Regions from separate parts of the Homo sapiens genome. Here region 1 is linked to region 2. A link is a contact called in ENCODE Hi-C or POLR2A ChIA-PET data. All regions are on one chromosome and are shown on one strand. The core of a region is the stretch at or near the end of the contact, and the rest is flanking DNA. Distances in the headings are between cores, read along the strand shown. Region 1 overlaps PIK3C2B (phosphatidylinositol-4-phosphate 3-kinase catalytic subunit type 2 beta). Region 2 holds the start of LRRN2-AS1 (LRRN2 antisense RNA 1).

What was found. A loop is a pair of places that touch in the nucleus more often than their neighbours do. ChIA-PET counts read pairs that join two places held with the same protein, here RNA polymerase II (POLR2A). Pooled maps may share reads with other maps.
Region 1: a loop to region 2 is called in a pooled map, with 4 times the contacts of the local background. The contact joins the enhancer-like site here to the promoter of LRRN2-AS1 in region 2. A Hi-C loop is called at or near these places in 1 of 168 maps with a recorded cell type or tissue (OCI-LY7), 2 of 37 single-sample maps with no recorded cell type and 10 of 50 pooled maps. POLR2A ChIA-PET finds 5 or more read pairs at or near these places in 7 of 52 experiments (B cell, OCI-LY7, PC-3 and 3 more).

What each region holds. Positions count from the first base shown.
Region 1 is chr1:204,451,163-204,454,807 of GRCh38, forward strand. PIK3C2B (phosphatidylinositol-4-phosphate 3-kinase catalytic subunit type 2 beta) reads right to left here. Exons shown (of 33, transcript NM_001377334.1): 12 at 3,507-3,629. Among named protein-coding and RNA genes, the nearest start is that of PPP1R15B, 41 kb to the left of the region's middle. RefSeq lists an enhancer at 1,966-2,075. Within about 2 kb of position 2,114, at least 9 of the 41 ENCODE cell types and tissues checked have a DNase peak (open chromatin) inside an H3K27ac peak, as active enhancers do; they include B cell, where a contact is called at or near this core.
Region 2 is chr1:204,561,847-204,565,472 of GRCh38, forward strand. It overlaps LRRN2-AS1 (LRRN2 antisense RNA 1), which reads left to right and starts at 2,325. Exons shown (of 13, transcript XR_007066814.1): 1 at 2,325-3,440. It also overlaps the pseudogene RNA5SP74.

The sequences.
Region 1 (3,645 bases), core at 864-3,363, 110 kb before region 2:
CTGGAGGTGACAAAGCACGGCTGCTGAGCCTATTTTGAGAGTTAGCTGATCCCTGGACCGCTACAGTGGGGCAGAGAATCAGCTGACCCCATAGCAAAGGGGAGAGGGAGCTGGTCCTGAGCCCTTTCTTTTCACCCAAGGAAGAAGCTTCCAGCTTCGTGTCTTAAGGAAAAGGGGAGTGAGAAGACTTTATGAGTGAAACCAGAGCCAGCCAAGGCCCTCTTCCCTTCAGTCCTTGGGTATATCTGGTATTCCACAACCTCTCCCACAGATCTTCACCCAGGGCTGGTCAGGATAACCATTATGTTGGCTGCAGCCCTTACCTTCCTCCCTGAGAAGCCCCTCTCCTTCCTGCAGCCCATTCAACAACCTCATATCACACAGGCTGCCTCCTCCAGGAAGGATTCCTGGAATGTGCTGGTTGGCTCCAGTCCCGGTTCTGCCACTCACAATCCTGGGCAACTTAATTCCCATCTCTGTGCCTCAGTTTCTCATCAGGGAAAAGGGGAACATAGCTTCACTTGCATGATGTGTGTGCAGACTGTGTACTTTTTGCTATGTGATGCTGTGGTTACTGCACTGGCACTGGCTTATACAGATAGTATTTTCATGCGCACGTATCCCCATGTATCAGCCAGTCTGTCAGTCACTTGGAACAGAGAAACCAAAACCAAGAGGGCTCCCCAGCTAAGAAGCCTGTGCCAAGTACTTTATTTACAGTGTCCTAACTGCTCCTCAAACAATCCTGTAGGGTAGGCCCTATTATCGCTACCATTCTAGGTTGAAAGACCTGCCCCAGGCTGCAACTACAGTAGGAAGGAGAGAATGACTGGCCCAAAGACTGTCCTCTGAACGCTGGCACGCCTTCCCCCAAATGTCCTGGTCTTGACCATGAAGGGCCAAGAAGTCTCATTCGGGGCTTCTGGATGGACAGTGCAAGATAGTGCCCTTCACAAGGCGCTAGGCAGGGGACTGCCCCTTTAAAATTCAAGGTGGGGATCTCAGGGAACAAAATGAAACTCATGGGGCAGGCTGGGCTGCCTCTCTACCTCTGATACTGTATGAGTAAAGGGTTTAAGGCCAATTTTTTAAAGTTCCTCCTGGGCCAGAACACTGTGCAGCACCCTTTTTTTTTTTTTTTTTTTTTTTTTGAGACAGGGTCTCGCTCTGTTGCCGAGGCTGGATACTCACTGCAGCCTTGACCTCCCAGGCTCAAGTGATTCTCCCACCTCAGCCTCCTAAGTAGCTGGAACCACAGGTGTATGCCACCACACTTGGCTAATTTTTTGTATTTTTTGTAGAGATTGGGTCTCCCTTGTTGCCCAGGCTGGCACCCCTTCTCTTGACAGCAGCAGTAATTGTGACCAAAAAATCCCAAGGGAATGGTGGAACTCAAGGGCCATTTAATGCAGCTATCCTCTGCCTGCAAGGAGTTTCTCCTGTCCTGGCAGTTGTTTGCTTGAGGACCTTTAATGCACACCCCATGTCCTTTTTTTTTTTTTTTTTTTTTAAGATAGGGTCTCACTCTGTTGCCCAGGCTATAGTGCAGTGGTGTGATCATGGCTCACTGCAGCCTCGACCTCCCAGGCTCAAGTGACTCTCCCACCTCAGCCTCTTAAGTAGCTAGGACTACAGATGCACGCCACCACACTCAGCTCATTTAAAATAATTTTTTAGTAGAGATAAGGCCTCTTTGTGTTGCCCAGGCTGGTCTCAAATTCCTGATCTCAAGTGATTATCCCGCCTTGTCCTCCCAAAGTACGGTGAGACTACAGGTGTGAGCCATCGTGCCCAGCCATATACACCTTTATTGCTCTAAGAATTACCTAAGTGTGAAGGGCATGAGAAAGGGTCCATTTTCCCAGTTGTCCATCTGTAAAAGGACCCACCTCTTCCAGCATCTCCAGATTCTTCATCTACCTATTTTGCATCCTCGGCCTCCCCAGGACCCTCCTCAGTCTCTTTAATCTGTGCTACAAATACTTAGCTTGCAGTGCTGCTCTGCAAATGAGGACTCTAATATAGTCAGTGTGGGGAAGCAAAGCCGGGGGCAGCAAACAGGGGATTTTCTGACTGACTGGAAGGAAGGTAGAGCATAGCACAGATGAAGCACAGGGCAGGAAAACCCCTGCGGTGCCCCCATTCAAGCAAGGCACCCTCTCCTCCGTTTCCTTCCTGCTTTGCTTGGCTGACGCCTACCTTCCCGACACCAAATTATTGTTTACATGTGGTGATTAATATTACCTTGTGCTTTTGGTTTCATATTTATATTTATAACCCACCTATCTCATCTCGACGCCATAACTGCCTCTGAGTGAAACCAATGTCCCCATTTCTCAGTTTGAAAAAATGAGGCACAGAAAGAATAGAGAGAAAGTAGTATTCGAGACAGAGCTAGAAATAGAGGCTCACTCCTGGGAATCCAAGCTCAATATTCTTTCTCTAGACAACCCTCCCTTCTCTATATATAAAGGGAAAAGCACAGTCTCCTCTCCATAGTCTACAGGAACTGAGGGAAGAAGGGAGAGGATGAGAAGCCCTCCAACTAGTTAAACTCTTTAAGGGAGACAAGATCAAAAAATAAAGTATTATTAAAATTAACAACTAACATTTAATTTTTTTTTTTTTGAGACAGAATTTCGCTCTTGTTGCCCAGGCTGGAGTGCAATGGCACGATCTCAGCTCACTACAACCTCCACCTCCCGGGTTCAAGCGATTCTCCTGCCTCAGCCTCCCTAGTAGCTGGGATTACAGGCATGCGCCACCATGCCCGGCTATTTTGTATTTTTTTTAGTAGAGACGAGGTTTCTCCATGTTGGTCAGGCTGGTCTTGAACTCCCTGCCTCAGGTGATCCGCCCGCCTCGGCCTCCCAAAGCGCTGGGATTACAAGCGTAAGCCACCGCGCCTGGTCAACAACTAAAATTTATATGTTTTTTATGGTTTACAAAGAGCCTTTATAGATACTTCTCATTGGATCCTCATGACAACTTGAGAAGTGGTAATTATACTTGGCTCCTTTAAGAGTCAGGGAAGTGGAGGCCAGGCGTGGTGGCTCACGCCTGTAATCCCAGCACTCTGGGAGGCCGAGGCGGGCAGATCACGAGGTCAGGAGATCGAGACTATCCTAGCTAACACATGGAAACCCCATCTCTGCTAAAAATACAAAAAATTAGCTGGGCGTGGTGGCGGGCGCCTGTAGTCCCAGCTACTCGGGAGGCTGAGACAGAAGAATGGCGTGAACCCAGGAGGCAGAGCTTGCAGTGAGCCGAGATCGCACCACTGCACTCCAGCTTGGGCAACAAAGCGAGGCTGCCTCTCAAAAAAAAAAAAAAAAAAAGAGTCAGGGAAGTGGAGACTCAAGAGGTTGAATGACTTGTCCAGTTAGGGTTAACAAGGAGCCTGGTTTTATCATTAGTCCTGGACTAGTTATCTGGCCCCAGGGATATTTCAGAGGCTGAGCAGGTCTACAGTGGCCTGGGCACTGAAGCCTGGGGGAAGGGCTTACTGCTGGTCCCAGACGATGAGGTGGAAGAGGTACTTGGAGAAGTGAGCTCTTCGGGTCTGCAGGGGGCTGCACAGCTCCTTGCCGCCATGGCTGAGGGAGCAGGAGAGGTAGAAATCTTCATAGCTATAAAAGAAAGGGA
Region 2 (3,626 bases), core at 1,075-3,574:
AAGCATGTAAATATTAGCATAGTGAATGTTTTGTTGTGAGACTACATGCTGCTATGAGAAATACAGAAGGGGGACGTAATGTAGCCAAGAGCTTCTGAACAACCTCCGGGAAGAGATGAGCTGAGATTAAAGGAAGGTTAGGAGTTAGGAGAGGAAGGGAAAAGTGCCGTAGTTAGGAGGAAACATGCCAAGGTCTTGAGGTGAGAAAACAGTGGCATCTGGGAAGAACTAGAAAGTTTAGTGTCGCTGAAAGCATGGACAGAGAGAGATGAGTGAATTGAATTGCCTGGGCATCCTGGGAACGGGAAGACACCCTGATGGCAGGGAACCCGCGCCTGCGCTTTCGGGGTCAGGTCCAGGTCTGCCCCGCCAGGGCTGAAGCCAGCTCCTGGTGGGGCTGCAGTGAGGCGGAAGAGGTGGGATGCTGCTGCCTGGCGGTGCTGCGGCGGCAGACCTCCACGAGGAGGTCCTGGGCTACCGCGGGGTACACAGGCGGGCGGAAAAGGGGGAGCAGAGTCAGGGGGCAGTTGGGAAGCTCGGAGACAAAAGGAGGGAGGGAGCCAAAAAGCCTACAGCACCAGGTATTCCCAGGCGGTCTCCCATCCAAGTACTAACCAGGCCCGACCCTGCTTAGTTTCCGAGATCTGGCGTGTTCAGGGTGGTATGGCCGTAGACACTAATGGTGGTGCCTGGCTGCCTCTTCAAGAGCCCGGCCCAGCCACGCCCGCCCGACTCCAGGCGTCACTGCCACCCCAGGGTCGTGGGGCTCGGACTGGGGACCCCTGAGCTGCTCGCCTGCGGTCGGACTGCTCTCCCCTTCTACGCCCAAGCACCGCCGGTCTGCCCTGCTGCGCCTTCCACCGGCCTCCCAGAGCCTCCAGCCATACAGCAGAGATGGTGGTTGGGATAAGAGTTTGAAGAGAGTGGAGCAGGTCTGGAACAGGTATTCTGGAGAATAGGGGAGAGAACAGAGTAGGAAAATTTCCACAAGGCAATTGCCTGAGACTGTCCAATTTGCAGACCAGGGCTTTTCAGCCTCAGGACTGTTGACATTTTGGATTGAAGAATTCTGTGATGGGGGCTGTCCTGTGTGTTCTAAGATGTTTAGCAGCATTCTTGGCCTCTGCTCCCTAGATGCCAGTAGCACTCCCCTAATTATGACAATAAAAAATGTCCGCAGACATTGGTAAATATTACTTAAGTGGGAGAATGGCCTCTGGTTGAGGACCACTGAGGCCAGCCAATGCGTACTACAGGAGAAACATCACACAACCTGCAGATTGGTGTCACACATTTATGGCCCTGACCTGGCCTCTCAGTTCTATCTGGTTCTTCTGTTTTCCTCATAGGCGAAGTAATGGTTCTAACCTAGAAGACAGAATGAGGTGAAGACAGGCTAACTTCTCTAAGCTCTCAATGACTCACGAGATAATAGATGTCAAGATAGAACCTACTAAGTGTTCAGTAAATGTTATCTATTGTCATTTCCAGGAGGGGGCTGATTGAAACTGAAGAATAGTACAGTAGGAGGAGAGGACCAGGAGCTGAAAAGACAGGTCGCTATGTTGAGAGAGAGAGAGAGGAAGAAAGATCTAATAGGACTTCAAAGGCTGTGGTAGATGTATTACTGTCAAAACCTGCGCAGCTTTTCTCTACCAGGCCTTGGAAAAGATTGCACTTCCTGCACCACTGGCAGCGGGCTGGCCAATGGGATGCAAGTGGAAATGAACTGTGCTATTCTGAGCAGAGGCTTAGGGACCATTGTGTGGGTAAGTCAGTGCTCTTTTTCCTCCACGTGAGGCTAGTGTGTCCCAAAATGGGGGCTGCTCCCTTTGACCTGTCTCCAAGACTGAAGAGAACAGGGACCATAGCTGTACCTATCCTGCGAGGGACAAAGGAACAAGCTTTTGTTAATTCAAGCGATTGAGATTTGGGGGTTTGTTACCACAGTGTAATTTGGCATAAGCTGACTGGCATACGGTGGAGCATCCCAGATGAGGGCAAGCTCCCAGGGCCTAACAGAGTGAGTGGCTGGAGTATGTGAAGGTGAAATTCTTTGACATGAAGTGGTTAAGGTCCCACGAGGCCGTGGTGTTAGATGGGTCATTCATGTGATGTTGTTATCATCCAGGAAGCTGGTAGGAGGTAGGAACCCAAAGTCTGTAATGAACAAGGGAAAGTGTGAGCAAAGTCAGCAGATGACAGCAGTAAAGGAGGAGTAAAGGGGAGTATAGATCTAAATATATATATGTATATGTGTGTGTGTGTGTGTGTGTATGTGTGTGTATATATATGCAGAGATTTGGTATATATATGTGTATATATATATGTGTGTGTATATATATGTGTGTGTGTGTGTATATATATATATGTGTATATATATATATGCAGAGATTTGGAAGTGTGGAAGAATAGGGGTCTGAGTGCAGTACTGGGGAGGCCCCATACCCTATCCTGAAAGCACATGAGGTATGGGAAAGTGACCACCAAGATCCTTTGGAGGGAAAGCCAGGTATCTTTTAAGGCAAAGAAGAGGAGGAAAGAAGAGTTTGCAGATGTAGGCAGGAAGTTGTTTATGAAACAGAGTGATAGGCCGGGTGCGGTGGCTCACACCTGTAATCCCAGCACTTTGGGAGGCCGGAGGTGGGCGGATCACCTGAGGTCAGGAGTTTGAGACCAGCCTGGCCAACATGGTGAAACCCATCTCTACTAAGAATACAAAAATTAGCTGGGCGTGGTGGTGGGCACCTGTAATCCCAGCTACTCAGGAGGCTGAGACTGGAGAATCGCTTGAACCCAGGAGGCGGAGGTTGCAGTGAGTGGAAATCAAGACATTGCACTCCAGCCTGGGCGACAAGAGCAAAACTGTCTCAAAAAGAAAAAAAAAAAGAAAGAAAGAAACAGAATGATAGTGTAGTTGGAGTCAAGAGTTGACTGCTTTGAGAACTTGTCTCCAGAAAAAGGGCATGTACTTGTGCAAAATGTTATATGCAAATTCAAAAAACATTTAGACTTCCTAGAACCATCTGTGGACCCTAGATTAAGAACCCTGATCTGGAACAGTGGCTCTCAAACTTGAGCAAACAGTTTGACAGGTCTGACGGTGTTTGACAGGTTGTTGGGCCTCACCCAGAGGTTTCAGTAACGTAGGTCTGCATGCGGTCCAAGCATTTGCATTTCTATCAAGTTCCCAGGTGATGCTGATGTTTCCGGCCTAGAAACCACATTCTGAGAACCACTGCTGAAGTCTAAGGCTAAGGGGGAAAGGTTTGGGGAGAGGAAGAGGAACAGTGGGAAATGGTTAAGGACAAGATTATGAAAGCATCATGGGGATGAGAATGGATTTTTGTTTTGTTTTACTAGGCTTAGGCAGATACTCCAATATTTCTGACACATACATACACGGAAAACCTTGCAAGAGTGGAGAAAAGAAGGGAGAGGTGAGTGAGCACTTATTTTAAGTTTAGGGCAAGGGGTGCAAAAAAATATCTTTTATAGCCTTAAGGATCACTTTCTTGAACACCCTTACTTTACAACAACAGATGTGATATCAAGTATCACATGGCCAATTCACACCTTTGGTCTGGTAACCAGCTCTTGCCCCCTCTCAGTCTAGGGCTTGTTCC